2 separate regions of the Homo sapiens genome follow, and region 2 is linked to region 1. Evidence: read pairs that join two places in POLR2A ChIA-PET (ENCODE). Cell type or tissue: PC-9. All regions are shown on one strand. Each heading gives the region's core, and the rest is flanking DNA. Links, peaks and the distances in the headings are about the cores only. Region 1 holds the start of CIDEA (cell death inducing DFFA like effector a). Region 2 holds the start of LOC107985154 (a long non-coding RNA gene).

The links. Peaks named below come from ENCODE experiments on the same cell type or tissue, not always from the same donor. Only the 100,000 strongest peaks of a DNase experiment are listed, where the experiment ranks them.
Region 2: POLR2A ChIA-PET joins it to region 1 with 5 read pairs; 5 of 35 experiments call an interaction of 5 or more read pairs at or near these places.

The regions. Positions count from the first base shown.
Region 1 is chr18:12,251,622-12,259,950 of GRCh38, reverse strand. CIDEA (cell death inducing DFFA like effector a) reads right to left here and starts at 5,590. Exons shown (of 5, transcript NM_001279.4): 1 at 5,530-5,590. The coding sequence starts at 5,567. LOC105371996 (a long non-coding RNA gene) reads right to left here and starts at 4,938. Exons shown (of 2, transcript XR_935158.3): 1 at 4,520-4,938; 2 at 2,495-4,372. RefSeq lists enhancers at 1,192-1,692, 5,848-6,454. In PC-9, for the core only: no CTCF peak of the experiment used is centred there; DNase peaks (open chromatin) are centred at 1,700 and 4,150; H3K27ac peaks cover 5,155 bases.
Region 2 is chr18:12,327,917-12,336,245 of GRCh38, reverse strand. AFG3L2 (AFG3 like matrix AAA peptidase subunit 2) reads left to right here. Exons shown (of 17, transcript NM_006796.3): 17 at 6,463-7,302. The coding sequence ends at 6,681. It overlaps LOC107985154 (a long non-coding RNA gene), which reads right to left and starts at 2,634. Exons shown (of 2, transcript XR_002958227.2): 1 at 1-2,634. It also overlaps a transcript of TUBB6 not described here. RefSeq lists enhancers at 1-336, 1,195-2,050, 7,831-8,329 and a silencer at 8,002-8,296. In PC-9, for the core only: CTCF peaks have their summits at 7,955 and 8,158 (motif pointing left); a DNase peak (open chromatin) is centred at 8,105.

The DNA of each region.
Region 1 (8,329 bases), core at 65-8,064:
AACTGCTGGCATCTAAGCACCATGGCCAGCAGTGTATTAGCAATTTCAGCTCTTGTTAATGTTAGTTCAATTTTTGTTTGTTTGTTTTTGGAGACAGAGTCTCGCTCTGTTGCCCAGGCTGGAGTGCAGTGATGCCATCTGGGCTCACTACAGCCTCTGCTTCTCGGGTTCAAGCAATTCTCCTGCCTCAGCCTCCTGAGTAGCTGGGGTTACAGGCGCCCGCTACCATGCCTGGCTAATTTTTGTATTTTTAGTAAAGAAAAGGTTTTCACCATGTTGTTCAGGCTTGTCTCCAACTCCTGACCTCGTGATCTGCCCACCTTGGCCTCCCTAAGTGCTGGGATTACAGGTGTGCACCACCATGCCCATTAATTCAATATTAATTAATATTAGCAAATTATCCTCACAACCTTGCAAGGAAACTATTGCCCCACTTCACGGATGAGAAAACTGAGGCTCAGAGTGGCTTCTCCAAGTGGGCCAGTCAATAAGGGAAAAAGATAAAACCTGATCCCAGGTCTGTCCAAAGCCAAGACTTTTTTTGGTTGTGGGAGCAGGTTGTTTTGTTATCCATCCTCTGAACTTCAAATCTCAAGCAATAAACATCTATCTAGAGGGCTGTGCGGAAAAGCTGCTCTATGGCTGAAAGCACAGCAGCGCTTCGAGTTCATGCCCTCAACGCCTTTCCCTTCTGGGTAGACAAAGTTGCTACACAGTTTGTTTTCAATGAGGCAAGCCCGAGGGAAATGTGCTGGGTTGGGGCTCCGGACCTGTCAGAATGACCCGCACACGTTTGCCAGGGACCCACCTAGCCAATCAGAGCCTCGCCCGGCCGGGCTGTGCACCAACGCGGCCCCAGGACTGGCACACAGCTTCTGAACTGTCACCTCGATTAAGAGAGTGACGCAGGGTTCTCAGTTACACAATGCCATAAACAACACTGCTGTGCTGACACCACGGGGAATTCGGGCACACTCTCACTCCTGGTGACCCGGGGGGAGAGGGCGGTGAGGACGGGCTGTGTTACATTTCACGTTCAGAACCCTGGCGTCGCCTCCACCTCATCATGGCAGCTGAAATTTAAACTAGCTGAAGTCCCCTCAAGGAGGGTGACAGAAAGGCCCAAGTGCCGCTGGATGCCAAACCCTCGTGTGTGAGAGCTAGCGCCTTGCCTTACCACTCCTTGGGATCCACCTTACAGTGAAACCTAGGCCTGGGGAAAGCAGGAGGCGAATCGTCAGGGCAGCAAAGGCTAGACCAGGGTCTGAATCCAGCTCCGGCTTCCACCCAGCGGTGCGGCACCTGGCCAGAAGACGCGGCTCCCACAAGAGAGAAGGGCCCGGCCTCAGCAGCGAGAAAGAGCCCCTCTTCGCCCCCAAGGCAGGAAGTCACCACAGTCTTGCACAAGGCCTCTAGCATCTGTCTCACGGAGTCTGGCGGTGCATCTCCTACTTTCCCACAGCGCCTGTCAGCACGCCATCTATTTACTGAGTGAAAGATGCTAGGCCAAAATCAGAGAAATGAGAGAACATGGTCCATGTCTTCCAATGCTAGGTCCAGCCCCAGTGGTCAAAGGCGCAGCCCTGGCCCTGCATCTCCTCATTGGACGAACATGCTCACGCCTTCGTAAGCACCTGTGCTCCGGTGACCTGGCCCAGATGATTAATTCCAGGTTCCTGCGGTCTTTACCTGTCTGACAAGATAAGAGCTGGCAACCATTTCTGGTTCTCCCTGCCTTCACCTGCCCTCAAGATTGCCATCGTCAGTGAAAAAACACCTATTGTTCTCACCTGTAGCATTTCCAAACCAAGAGCTGCGTCACTGCTGGAGGAAAGGCTGGTGGGGGCACAGAGGAAAGGAAATTTACACCCCACCTTCTTGTCAAGGAGGAGGTGAGTGATTTCTGGGTCAAATTATGTAAAATCAAGGCTGTCTCATATGTAACACAGAAAGGGGTTGAATGAGATGTTCTGCACGCCAGGCCTATGTACTCCAGGACCCTACAGGTACCGAATCTGCTGCTACATGAACAAGCCACCGTCTCCACCCAAGTCACCTCCAGCCCGCTGAGTAGAGTCATCTCTATCACTGGCCATCAGCACCGTGCCTAAAAGCAGGGCCACTGAGCGGCCCTAGGATCCTGCGTTTAGACACACCACACATGAGAACTGCCGCTCCTAATTCCTGTGAAAGTGGGGGCACACAACCACAGGAAACAGAAAGGGAAATAACCCTCTAACAGGGAAGATATAAGGAAACAGTTTGTTTAAGGAAGTAGGCTGTTTCACAGAAATCCAGAGAGGAAAAGTCAGACTTCATAGAACGCTGTGAAACGGCATGTCTCTCAGGAACAGGTGGGAAGGGAAGGTTTTGTATTCTGCCCCGAGGGAGGCAGGGCGCCGCCAACTTCCAAAAGTGTGTGAAATACACCAACAAGCCACAGACTGACAGTAGACCTGAACTCTTCTCCAGTAAAACAAACCTGAGCCGTACAGAGAATTAAAAAGCTTTCTTTACATGCCACCTATGGAGGAAAAGGGCCCAGTATTAAGGTCTTCCTCAAAGTGAAATATTTTGGTGTCATGGGTGAGGGGGCAGCAGTACAGGCTGTGTAAAATAGTGCCTGGGAATATTCAGGGGGCAGTGATGGCTGAGGGAACTCTGCATCTCATCATTAGGAAGAAAAAGAGGCAGCCACCGTGGGAGGAAGAAGCAGTACACAGGAATTGGACAGAAGCCAACCGAGCACTGTCACCAAGAGCAGCAGGGAATGCCAAGGAGGGAAGTGTGAGGTCAAGCACAGCCACGCAGAGAAGGAAGGGAGGGCTGGGAAAGTGCTCCACAGGCCTGGAGAAGAGTCCCTGAGCTGTAGAGACAGTGTCAGAGGATGGTGGGGTCAGTGGCAGGAAGCAGGGAAGCAAGTGCTGCCTTGACGAGACTTCCTGCTGCCCGGCTCCCCTAGGGCTCTTGGACGTGACATATGCAGGTGGGAGCACACCTACCCCCCAGATAAACTCGCCCCGACAAGGACTGCCTGGTTCATGGCTCAGTTCTTCGCAAGCTACCTAAAGGCTTGACATTATCAAGTGTTCAATACATGACCATGAAGTCTTTGAACACTTTGCAGTTTCGTTAAAATAAGAATTTAAATTCAAGAAGCAGAAAGCTGAGAGATTGACTTGTAGCATACTTAATTCCTTACTAATGTCACTAAGAAGACTGGTGAAATTTGTACTGAAATAGCAGCACAAAACCTAGAGTTCCTTGTTCAAGGAAAGGAAAAATGTGCTAGATAGCTATGAAAGCAGCCATTTCACACGAAGCTTATAACATGTACCAGCTTCATAACAACTTCAGCGTTTGGCAGGAATGTTATCACTGGCAGAACACAGGAACAGAGCAGACTTTGTCTGTGATAGTCAACCTGCATGTGGACCTCCTTGATGTCTGGAGCTTTGTTGTGAGACCTCAGGCTGCTTTCCTCAGGACCAAGGCCCCTAACGATTCTAGCTGACTAACAAATGCCTGGGTTAAGGTTTCACCACTGACTACAAGTACCTGATTTTTAAAAATTTTTGTGCACATTGATTCGGTTCTTTCCTTGGTAAAATGTAGTTACTAATAAAGACAGAATTATGACATCCTGGACCTGGTTTAAATTAAGGAACCCTGAGAGGAAGCCGAAGTCCAGCAAGAGCACAATTAGCAAATATGTTAGGACCTGGCCTCTGGCTCTTTTGCCCGGACAGGGTTTTAGAGAGGGGCAGGGAAGAAAAGGTGTTTTCCCTTCAACAAGAATTACAGATTGTTTTCTTCCAGTTTAGTTTGGTAACAGGTAGATTTCACAGAATGACAGTAGTCCAGCCTGGGAGCAGGTAGATTTCACAGAATGACAGTAGTTCAGCCTGGGAGCAGGTAGATTTCACAGAATGACAGTAGTTCAGCCTGGAAGCAGGTAGATTTCAAAGAACTGCAGCAACAGCTTGTCCATAACAGGTAGAGTCATTCACTCCTGGGATGAGCCAAGCTGGAAGGAATGTGTCCTAGGAGACTCAAGGTTTCCCAATGTTTCATTTGTCAACAGCTCATAAGCAAGTCACTTCCACTTCACACGACCTCACAGAGACCCCACACAGATGCATTTTGGATTTTGGTGAGCTGTTATAATAGTCAGAGGCAGGGACAGGCTCAGCCTGAATCCTGCTCAGAGGCCAACCAGGATTGGTTAGTGCGAGTCAGCCCACACCTCCTTCCCCCATGCTCCGGAGGAACAGTGGGTGTGTTGTGAATTCACTGGAAAAGTGGTTGGAAGGACGCATTCCAAACTGCTAAGACCTCCCCTCCTGGAAGTGGGACTGTGGTGTGGATGGTTCTGGAAGAACGCAAAAGATACAGGGCCCTGACCTTTAGGCCTAAGCGTGTTAATGACCATACACGAAGCAGGTGTTTCTCAGCGTCCCCCTGCCACCGCCCCGACTTGTACTGTGGGCTTATTTTTAAAGAGAAAGATGCTTCTAACCTGCAGTGTCTACAACAGCTCCCATTTAAGAACCCGGGATTGGAAGCTCATAGATTGCGTTTCGTAGCCGGACCGCTCCCTTTCACACATGTAGTCTCTCTGCCCGCCACACGTAGCACACACAGTGGGACCCGGCGCCGCTGAACGCCTGCACCTTCAAGCCCGCAAATGGTTCTCTATCCTTTTCCAGGTACTTGATCTTCAGAGAAACACGATCTCCCTCTTAGACCTTACTTTACAGTTGCTGCCACGCAATGACTTAGGATTTTACCAAGAATTGGCTTGGGTCTGTTGGGATATGAATATTAACCCAAGCAGGAAAATAGCCAATGCTGCCTGTTCGACCACGAGCGGGTGCGAAGCGCAGGGAAGACTCCTCAGGGTCCACCCGCCCCTTGTCCCCCCTGCTCCCCAGGCAGCGTCTCCGCCCTTGGACCCGGAGGCAAGGAGGAGCGCTTCTCCCAGCACCACCAACCTGGAGGGCTCCGCCGGACGGTTGGGGCCTCCCCTCGGAGACCAGAGCCCGCGCTTCCAGGAGGGGCCAAGCCTGGGCCCCTCCCGCGCCCAGCTCCCGTTGTGATTTCCAGGACCCCCAGAAGCCCGGTCCCCTCGCATCGCGGAAGCTTTGCTCGGGGTTCCTGGGACCGGACCCTCTTCTGCGCCCGCGACTGCAGCAGCGGCCAGAGATGCATGCAGCCACTCGCCAGCTGTCACCTGGTTTGCAGACGCCCGCGCACCTCGCAAGAGCCACACCTGGTACCTGTGCCCAGCTGCAAGAGGGTGAGGAGGCGCGGGACGGGATTGGGCTCTGCCCGCGGGCGCGGCTGGACGGCTTGGGCACCAGTGGGGCGGATGGGTGTGTGCGCGGGGTCGCGGAGCGCAAGAGAATGCGGGGAGCAGGGGGCTGAAGGGAGCGGGGTACGGTACTAGAGGCGCACAGGGGAATATGAGGCCACCGAACGCAAGGCGATTGGAAGCGCACGGCAATCAGGGGGACGCGGGGCACTCGCCTGATGAGGGCTCCTGCATAGTCCCGGGCGGCCTCCATGGCGCGGATCCCCTAGCGGGCCTGGAGGTCTGTCTGCCTGCACAGCCTCTTAAAGTGCGGCGGCCCCGCCCCCGCCCGCCTGCCAGCCCCGCGAAGGCCTGACTGGCGCAGGGGAGGACGTTTTGGCACGAGCTCTCCACCGCCGAGGATCGCGACTTCGCGCTCTGGGAGCCCCCGGTCGTCCTGGCTCCCGCAGCCTGGAGCCGCGCGTCCTTCGCTGCCTTGGGCCGTACCGAGGACCTTGGAAGCCCAGATGCTCCCCGGGTCTCTTTTGGTCACTTGCCAGCCTGTTCGTTTTGCACTTCTGGGGGTCGGGGCAGTTGGGGTCATAACCAATCCTGGCAGCATCACTTTGGCCGCGGAAAGACGGGTATGTGGATTTTAAACCCAGGCCACGGGTGGGGCAGGTGAGGAGACGGATGTGAGCGCCACTTGCCTCCAGCTCTGGAGTCCCCCAGAGCCCAGCCCCAGGCTCAGCGAGCCGCTGGTTCCCTGCAGGGATGCGGAAGCTGCCGCAGACACCGGGACCTGCAGCCCTTCAGGTTCTCCGAGGCGCCTGGGCTTCCTGCCCGCTGCGCTGCTCTCAAGGCCATGTCATGAGCATTTGGGGACAGTGAGAAGGGCATGCAGAACGGGAGGGGAAAGGAGCCTTTGGACTGCATGAATTGCCTTTTAGCTGTAGTAAGGGACCCTCGCAGAGTGAGGAGGCAAAGAGTGAACCCCGCTGGGGCTGGGGGACTTCCGTCCACACCCTGCTCTCATGGTTGTTCCCATCGGAAGACGCAATTAGGGCCTCTGAGACCTCCGAGGAAGGCGGGCAGTTACAAGGGGTTCCCAGAACCCCTCACTACAGGACTGAAGAGGTGGGCTCAGTGTTGAGGGGTGGGACTCGGGCAGTAAGAGGTGTAACTTTCTGGGATGGAGGCTTGCTAGGATATCCTCTCGTGCCCAACTGCTGACTGCCGCCTGGAAACAGCGTTTCGGGAGCTGCAGCGGGACCCTCGCCGGCTCCTCCTGAGCCCACCTGGTTTGAGCAGACTGACCTGATCTCTTAAGACCTGACCCTATGCCCGCCCTCTTCCTCCGCTGGCTCTCAGAAAGGGTCACCGTGGTCAACAAGCCTTGTGACTTGCAGGACTGTTGAAGCCAAAGGCAATTGCCTTCCAGAGTCAAGGACTCCGCCTGCTGGGAACACCCAGCTCCAGGCTCACAGGGGGCAGCTTCCCCCAGAGGCACTGAGCGGACACAGCTTTAGGAGGTCATTCACTGCCCCTCCCACTCACAGCCCCAATGTGATGGATGAGAAAATGGGTCCAATCAATTCAGGTCAACTTACCTCTAACCTTTTTATTGTGAAAAAGTTCAAATATAGAGATACATAGAAAGAACAGGGCTGAGGGTACTGGCTTACATCTGTAATCCCAGTACTTTGGGAGGCCAAAACAGGAGGATGGCTTGAAGCCAGGAATTTGAGACCAGCCTGGGTAACACTGTGAGACTACTATCTCTACACAAAAATAACGATAATTAGCCAAGCATGACGGCGAGCACCTGTAGTGCTAGCTACTCAGGAGGCTGAGGAGGGAGGATCACCTGAGCCCAGGAGTTTGAGGTTGCAGTGAGCTGTGATCATGTCACTGCACTCCAATATGGGCAACAGAGTGAGACTTTCTCTCTAAAGAAAGAAAAAAATCTGTTTGTGTGTATATATCTATCTATCTATATATAAGATAGATAGATAGATAGATAGATAGATAGATAGATAGATAGATAAGAGAGAACAGTACAATGAGCACACTTACACCCAGCCCCTGGATTCAACCACTGTTAACATTTTGACATATTTCTTTGTTCTTTATATTTGAATTTGAACCCTTCCAAATTAAATCCTTTAGCTTGCATCTCTGGAGAAACAAGGACATGATCTCATACATAACCATAGTGACATTATCACTTCTAACAAAATAAAAATAAAGACCTGGGCACTGAGTGTGGACATGGGGGTGGGGTGGGGACTAGCAAACATTTCCAGGCCATGGCGATGGCAGAAGGGACCCAGCAGGAGATCACCCTGGGGTTTTGAGCTTGGGAGACTGGAGAGATGAGGAATCCTGGACGGGAGCAAGTCTGTGGTGGAAGCGGAGATGGTGGTGAGACCAGGCCCTGGGGACCCCTTGGTCACGGAGGCAGCATAGCCCTGGTGTGCATTGGTTCTCATGCAGATCTTCAGGCTGGGAGTAAAAGTCGGTCACTGCCCTGCTGCTGAGTGGGAATCCTGGAGTGCTGCGCTAGGAGGGTGGTGGGGAGAGGTGGGAGAGGGCAGAGGGCAGACTGAGCTCCAGGGGACTTGGCTGCAAACCCAACAGATGATGGAGAAGACAACAGTGCGAGTCATGCCCAGCCTTCCAGCATATTCTCGTCTCCAGCACACAAATTCATTCCACTCTCACTCGACAGGTTTCATTCATCCATGTTCAACAACTACTCTGTGCCCGGGCAACCAGGATTGGGAACCCAGCTTTTTAGTTCAATTCACCAAATGTTTGTTGTCACAGAGCCTGTGCAGCTGTGAACAGTGGGCTCCACCTGACACCCACACCCTCAGGGAGGGACCTCAGCATTGCCTTCCCTCGGCTCCCAGCAGTATCTGTGGGGTGATGCCACAGTGGGCTCTGCTCTTTCTCCAAAGTATGGATGCCTCCCCACTCCCCGAGTCTCAGCATGTGCTGGGCACAGCCCATGCTCTGGAGTGCAGAGACCTA
Region 2 (8,329 bases), core at 205-8,204, 76 kb before region 1:
CAAATCTGACCTCCATAATAATGGCTGGTAATTATTTAACCATGCCTACATCTTAGTAGAATGCAGTCTCCTCTTATCCTCCTAATTTGGTGGCCTTTCATTAGTTTTACAAGGGTAGTTTAGTTTTGGGGAAGTGCTATTATCATTTAAACTATAAATTCCTCCCGAAGCTAGCTTGGCCCACACCCGGGAACAAGTGAGGACAGTGTGTGAGGCTAGAAGCAAGATGGAGTCAGCCATGCCAAATTTCTCTTGCTGTTATAATTTTGCAAAGGCAGCTTCACTAAGATTATGCTGTTCAATCAGCAAGTCTTCAAGAAGCCGACTATAACCCCTATGTTAGACTTCAGAAGAATCCATGCTGTCGGTGCACAAAAGTGTGCAGTGAAATGAGTGAGCACCAGCATCCCCAAAACACTGGAAAGCATGCAGCAGGGCTCTGAGGAAGAAAAGGCCAGCATGGGCAGAGTGGTCCAGGACGGCTCTGCAGGAGATAGGGCCGAGGTACCCAGAAGGATGAGCAGGTCATAGAGCTGAAGGAAGGGGAAGGAAGAGTGTGCGGCGTGGAGCCCGGGGGCAGCCCTGAGCCTGCTGCACTTGCAGGTGGTGGACCCTGTAGACCCAAGAGTGGCTGAGACAGATCTCTGTCAGCTTAGAGGTTTGTTTCGTCAAGGTTGAGGATGTACCCAGGGAAAAAGAAACACCAGTTACAGGGGATCTGTGGTCCCTGCTTTTTCCAGAGAGAGCTTCGAGGGCTTGAATATTTAAAGGGGAAAGAGTGGCAGGAAGGGAAGGAGGAAGGGAGAAAAGGGGAGGGTAGGTGGTGAAGGTGAGTGGTCGCATTCTTGATTTTTGCCCATTGAATCCACATGTGACATGTGAAAGGAGGAGTAGAGGGATGTCAGTTACGCATGCATCTCTTGTTCAGTAAATCCTCATTTTACATGCAATAAAGTAAACATAGAGTAGAAGAAAGAGTCAAATACACATTTGTCTCAGGTTGGCAGAGGGATGATTTCTGGTCTGGTCTTTGTCCATTCCTGTGAGATAAGCTGTTAACTTACATTGTCAGGGTGAGATCCAGCAGAACTTTGTTTCAGGGTAAAGGTTTTAGGGCCCACAAGGAATCTCCTTGTGAGCAATGAGTGAGGGAGGCCACCTGGGGAGATAAATGGTTTCTGTCTTTGCAGCCATCTCTTTAGGAACAATAGGAAGGCAGCTCTTGTGCAACTCAGTTTCCAAGCTTAACTTTTCCCCTTGGCATAATGCGTTTAGGGTCCCGAGATTTTATTTTCCTTTCATAAGTCCCAGGCCCTCCAGAGCTAGGTAGAAAGTTGAGGCACACAGCTTTAGAAGTAGAAGTGATCTTAAAAATGATCTAACCCAGCCTCCTTATTTTGTAGTAGTTCTTAAAGGAGTCCTTAAAGAATCTTGAGCAGAAATGATGAAAAGATCATTTCAGGAGAGTGTGGTGGCAGCATGCCAGCTGGATTGGAACAGGAACACAGACCAGACCAGCTTGGAAGCAGTGGGGGCATCTCAGCACTCCTCAGGTGGTGCCTGCAGGGGTGGCCATGAAAATAAAAAGGCAAAGGCAGAGCTGTAAAACCAAGACTTCATAGAGAACAAAAGAGAAGAAAGCCCAAGAATGACTCCAAGGCATCCCTGGGCAGGGGGAGGAAAGGGAGTGATAAACGGTTTGGTCTCAACACCCAAGAGGATTTGAGCAAGGCGCATTTGCAATCAGAATATGAACAGAGGTCAGGGCTGCCAGATAGCCAGGTGTTGAGCTGTGAAAGACAGGAATGCAGAAGAGCCCAGTCCAGATGAGCCCTCTGTGAGGCACTGAGGAGGTCTGCAGTGATGTGAGAATCTCCCCAGTTCTCCCACCCATCCACAGTCTCAGTGTCTGTACTCACACGACTCACGCTGCACAACTAAGGTCTGTTTATTGAAAGGAGAATTGGGTTAGCATGGTGAGGCTCTTGAAACACTGGACAGTTTTGAAGTACTTTCTGGTCCATCAGAGAGAATGAGCCACGTGCAGAATACTGCAGAGCCAGCCAGGAGGTAGGGAGGCTATGGAGAAGAGAGGGGCTAGGGCCTGTGCTCCTGAAACCATTGCCTTCCAGACTCTGCGAGGGCAGGGAGTGTGTACCTGAGGGCTTGCCAGCATTCACCCAACACCTGTGTACCAGGCACTGCCTGAGGGTTCCTTTCTGAAAACCCTGTGACCTCATGAGGTGGCTAACATTAGTGACCTCTTACATCAGTTTCAGGTGAAGAAGCTGTTAACAGAGAGAGGTCAGGTAGCTTTGCTTAGGGTCATACAGTGGGTAAGCAGCACAGCCAGGGTCTGACCCAGGTGTCCTGCCTGCAGAGCCCTGGTCGTTCCCCTCTCCCTGAGCCTGTGTGGCCCTGTAAGGCAGCTGCGGAGGGCTGCCGAGCACTTGGTGGCCGCTGTGAATCGAGAACTGTTAAATGTCAAGTGCATGCTGGTTACTGAAGATTCAGCATGAAGAAAGGAATGTAAAAAAACCTCAATCATGTTTTGTGTCGTCACATGTTGAAATAATATTTTGGCCAAGAACTGTGGCACATGTCTATAATCCCAGCACTTTGGGAGGCTGAGGTGGGTGGATCACTTGAGCCCAGGAATTCGAGACTAGCCTGGGCAACATGGTGAAACCCTGTTTGTACTAAAAATATAAAAAATTAGCCCGGCATGGTGGTGTGCATCTGTAGTCCCAGCTACTTGGAGGCTGAGATGGGAGGATCACCTGAGCCCAGGAAGTTGAGGCTAGAGGCTACAGTGAGCTGTGATCACGTCACTGCATTCCAGCCTGGGTGACAAGTGAGACCCTGTTTCAGGGGGAAAAAATATATATATATAATTATATATTATATATATAATTTTATATATTATATATTTATAATATATAATATATATTTATATATTATATATAATCTATATTTATAATATATAATCTATATATTTATATAATTATATATCATATATTTATATAATAGATTATATATTAGATTATTATATATATTATTTATTATATTATCTATTATTATATATATTAGATTATTATATATTATATATATTATATATATAATCTATTATATAATAGTTATATAATAGATTATAATCTATTATATAATAGTTATATAATAGATTATAATCTATTATATAATAGATTATATATTTTTATATATTATTAATATATTTTATATTATATATAATTTATATAATATATTTATATAATATATAATATATTATAGTATATAATATATTATATGTTATATAGTATATGTTATATATAATATATATTTTTTATATATTGGATTAAATTATTGAAATGTAAGTGATCACCCACAACTATGGTGTGTGTGTGTGTGTGTGTATAAGCAAATTGAGAATTAAAAATGGCCTAAGAATGAATCCTAAAGCTTTTTTCCCTTACGTATATGCAGACAATATATTTTTAAAATCAGAGCATTATAGTATTCTGGTTTTCTAAACAATCCTAATCTTTTAGAGATATAGACAAAAAATATATATATATATATGGATAAAATGATATGACATCTGGGATTTTCTTAAAAATAATCTAGAGAGCTGAAACAAGAATGTTTCTAAATTGATCACTGTTGATAGTGGTTACATGGGGATTATCCATTCTTTCCACTTTTGTACCTATTTGAAGCATTTTATAATAAAATTTTTAAAAACTGAAAAGACAAAACTTTCATAATTTTATATCTTTAAAAACATAACATTTATTGCAAACTACAAATAGATTAAATTTCAGAGTAAGGAGTTATCTCAAGAAATAAGTCTGGCCAGGTGCAGTGGCTTATCCCTGTAATCCCAGTACTTTGAGGGGCTGAGTTTGAGACTAGCCTGGCCAACATGGTGAAACCCCATCTCTACTTAAAATACAAAAAGTTAGCTGGGCGTGGTGGTGGACGCCTGTAATCCCAACTACTGGGGAGGCTGAGGCAGGAGAATCACTTGAACCTGGGAGGCGGAGGTTGCAGTGAGCCAACATCGCGCCATTGTACTCCAGCCTGGGTGACAGAACAAGACTCTGTCTCAAAAAAAAAAAAAAAAAATCATTTTATGAGATCAACTTATAATTTAAACTGCTTAATTTTCTTTACACTAGGTATATGATCTAACATAAACACTGTTCCCTCTTCTCATGATACCGTCACACTTCCATGTGTGTACTCCGGTAGGGGTCCCTTTTTCTGTAGGCTGTTAAAACGTGTAATGTCAAATTTATGGTCCAGCTGTAACAAATGAATAGAACTTCAAAGTAAACTACTGTCACATTAACCTTCCTGCCTTCATTTTGTATCTCTGCCCTTGTTTTATATATATATATATATATATATATATATATATATATATATATATATATATATTTATTTATTTACTTTTAGACAGACTCTCCCTCTGTTGCCCAGGCTGGAGTGCAGTGCCTCCATCTTGGCTCACTGCAACCTCCGCCTCCTGGGTTCAAGTAATTCTCCCGCCTCAGCCTCCTGAGTAGCTGGGATTACAGGCAGGTGCCACAACGCCAGGCTAATTTTTGTATTTTTAGTAGAGACAGGGTTTCACCATGTTGGGCAGGCTGGTCTCGAACTCCTGACCTCAGGTGATCCGCCGCCCCAAAGTGCTGGGATTACAGGCGTGAGCCATTGCGCGTGGCCATATATTTTTTATGTACCATTTAAAAGAAACTTTAGACAAAGTAAATTTAACAGATAAGTTTATTTGAGCAAAGAACAGTTTGGGAATCGGGCAGCCCTCAGAATTAGAAGTTCAGAGCTCTGCTCCGGCAGCATGAGCAGCAAGCTTTTGTAGGCTGAGCCTAGAAGCAAAGAAAGAAACTGCAGTCATGTGTTGCTTAATGATGGGGATACGGTCTGAGGAGTTTGCTGTTAGTTGATTTTGTCGTCGTGCAGGCATCAGAGTGCGCTACACCTGCCGCACACCTAGGCTGTGTGGTGTGGCCTATTGCTCCTAGGCTGCATACCTGCTCGCATGTGACTGTACTGAATGCTTCAGGCCATTGTAACACAATGGTATCTAAACACATCTAAACATAGAAAAGGTACAGTTAAAATAAGGTATTATAATCTTACGGGACCACCATCTACATGGGGCCCATCATTGACTGAAACGTTGTTAGCAGTGCATGACTGCTCTTAGCGGTGCATGACTGCTTGATTGGCTACTGCTGGGCATTTGCCTTATTTGTGTGGTCCAATGCATGGTCCCAAGTTCTGCCACAGTTGGCTGGTTGGCTGTTTATGATTGGTAGAAGCTTAATTTGAAGTTAGTTACAAAGAATGCCTCTAGGTTAAGTTCCAGTTTGTGTATGGATGGGTTCTGGGTACAGAAAAAGCCCTAAGCTGATGGCTCCTGCCTAGTCTGTTTTTTTTTTTTTGAGACCGAGTCTTGCTCTGTTGCCCAGGCTGCTGGAGTGCAATGGCGCGATCTCGGCTCACTGCAACCTCTGCCTCCTGGGTTCAAGCCATTCTCCTGCCTCGGCCTCCTGAGTAGCTGGGCTTACAGGCACCCACCACTGCGCCTGGCTAATTTTTGTATTTTTAGTAGAGACGGGGTTTTGCCATTTTGGCCAGGCTGGTGTCGAACTTCGGACCTCAGGTGATCCGCCCACCTCGGCCTCCCAAAGTGCTGGGATTACAGGTGTGAGCCACTGCACTTGGCTGCCTATTCTGCTTTAATGCACATAAAAAGATACATTCTTATCACCTCAGAAAAGCAAACGTAAGATGCTGTGCACACTGAACATCTTGTTTTTTTAATTGAAGTGTGTATCTCTGAGATGTATATAGAACATACACAGCCTCCTCCTATTTTTTTTTGTTTGTTTGTTTTGAGAAGGAGTCTCGCTCTGTCGCCCAGGCTGGAGTGCAGTGGCACAATCTTGGCTCACTGCAACCTCCGCCTCCCGGGTTCAAGTGATCCTCCTGCCTCAGCCTCCCAAGTAGCTGGGACTACAGGCGCACACCACCATGCCCAGCTATTTTTTTGCATTTTTAGTAGAGACACGGTTTCACCCTGTTGGCCAGGATGGTCTTGACCTTGTGATCCACCCGCCTCGGCCTCCCAAAGTGCTAGGATTACAGGCGCGAGCTACCGCGCCCGGCCAGCTTCCTCCTCATTATAGATGGTCAGCATTCATTGTGCAGATGTGTGGAAATATGTCTAGTATGGAAATGTATCCCTTACAGATGGACATTGGTTGCTTTGATATTTTGCACATCTTACTCTAAAACTATGCAACCTTATGTATGAGACATCTTTTTCATTGGTCTTAAATCCTTTTTTGGAATGGGGTCACCTGTAAATAAAAAATTAATATTTCTGAATAGACTTTGCTGAGTAACTGTATTTAATGAAAATTGTTCATATTTCAGGTTGCTCTTCTGTTGTTAGAAAAAGAAGTATTAGATAAGAATGATATGGTTGAACTTTTGGGCCCCAGACCATTTGCGGAAAAATCTACCTATGAAGAATTTGTGGAAGGCACTGGCAGCTTGGATGAGGACACCTCACTTCCAGAAGGCCTTAAGGACTGGAACAAGGAGCGGGAAAAGGAGAAAGAGGAGCCCCCGGGTGAGAAAGTTGCCAACTAGAGGCCCAGAGGGAGGCCATCTCAGTCTGTCCACTGTGGTTTCAGCTGGTGCATTATTTCAGCTGTGGCTTTCAGAAGAATGGGAATGCTGCGCTGATTTTAGCCAGCCACTGGCCCAGCTGAAATGATGGGGAAAGGAGTCCTTAGTCCTTTCAGCCTCAGAGGTCACAGTGGGTGGCAGGTGACTTTCCGGAGGCCTTGAGGGAAATGCACACTGTCCCATAGCCTCATTGGGCTCCCAGACGTGCTGGAAAGGTTGAGCCCAGAGTGGCCGAGGCTGGACCCTGTGGCACCAAGTGGGGTCGGCTGACCGTGTGGCAGGGATCGTTGCACTGGACTCTTGGCGTGTGGGAAGGGATGCTTTCTCTTTGTCGCCCACTCTTCATTCCTGTTTCTCCTCAGTTCCCCTGTGCAGATGGGCTGTGAAATTAAATTGGAGTCTTGATAAGAACATTTTAATTTGACTTAATATTTTAAAGATTGAATCCAGATCACTTGTTGCTGTCTTAATGGAATGGTTTTCTACAGGAGCTGTAACATACTTAAAAATATGAATGTATTATGTAAATATGGCTTCTTTACATAAAAAATAAAATGTCAACACTGTACTTTTCTGAACACACATAGGGTCCCTATTTATGCTCTGGATATTTTTAGAAAACATAATGGCAAGAAATTAAATTTTCTTGCTTTTTAGAGGAGAATCCTTCAAAATCTCAGCCTCGCTGGTTCTCATTAGCTCCCACAGGAGGTTGGAACCTTCTAGAGTTATGTGTCCTGTAAAGATGCACTGAGCTCTGGATATAAAGTACATGGGTCCTGAGGGGTTAGTCATGGCCTGAATCTGTGATAACCACCCCAGTGCAGGTCCTCAAGAGGCCAGTCATGGCCAGATGTTGGCCACACCTTCTGGGTATAGAAGTTAACGTATAACTGTAGCGGGCCTGGCAGGCTGACCTGAGCCGTCACCTGGATTTTAGAGAAGGAACAGTGGAACTAAGCTGGAGTCCCCTGGGCCCTGGCTCTCTGGGGACATCTCAGGAGTGGTCTGACTGGTAAGCTGCTCCTATTGTCTATTGAAAGGGAGTTATTGGTTATGTGCTTCCAGAAAAGTGAGTCTGTAGTGTTGCAAACCTATATCAAAATTCCTTAAAAAAGATGGCATGAGGAAGATTTGCTATGTCTTCTATCAATTGCTGTTATTTGGACATGGAGGAGACACTGGCATTTTTAACTATTTACATTTTTAGCAGTCTGTTTTAGCATTATTCCAGCTTGCCTTGTGTGGTGTTGATGTTGTCGGAACAGTGGCTTTAGAATTAACACAATCTAGTGGCATCCCTGCCATGGCCCCAGGCCATGCATGCTCCACCCATGGCTACTTCCCAGCAGCCTGAGATACCCACCTGTCCCCGGCAGGCCGTGGAAGCAGCTGTTTGGACTCCACAGCTCAGCATGCCAGGAGAACAGGCGCCCCCTGCTGGACCTTTGCACCTGCAGGCATTGCCACACTGGCCACTTCCTTTCCTCATAGGGTGTTTTTGGGAGGTGCCCAATGAAGCATTGTTTCCAGGCTGAGGCTCACACAGTTGTGAGGGTGCTGGGTGTGCTTTTTACCATACAGGCAGTAGACGATTAGGAGACGCTCT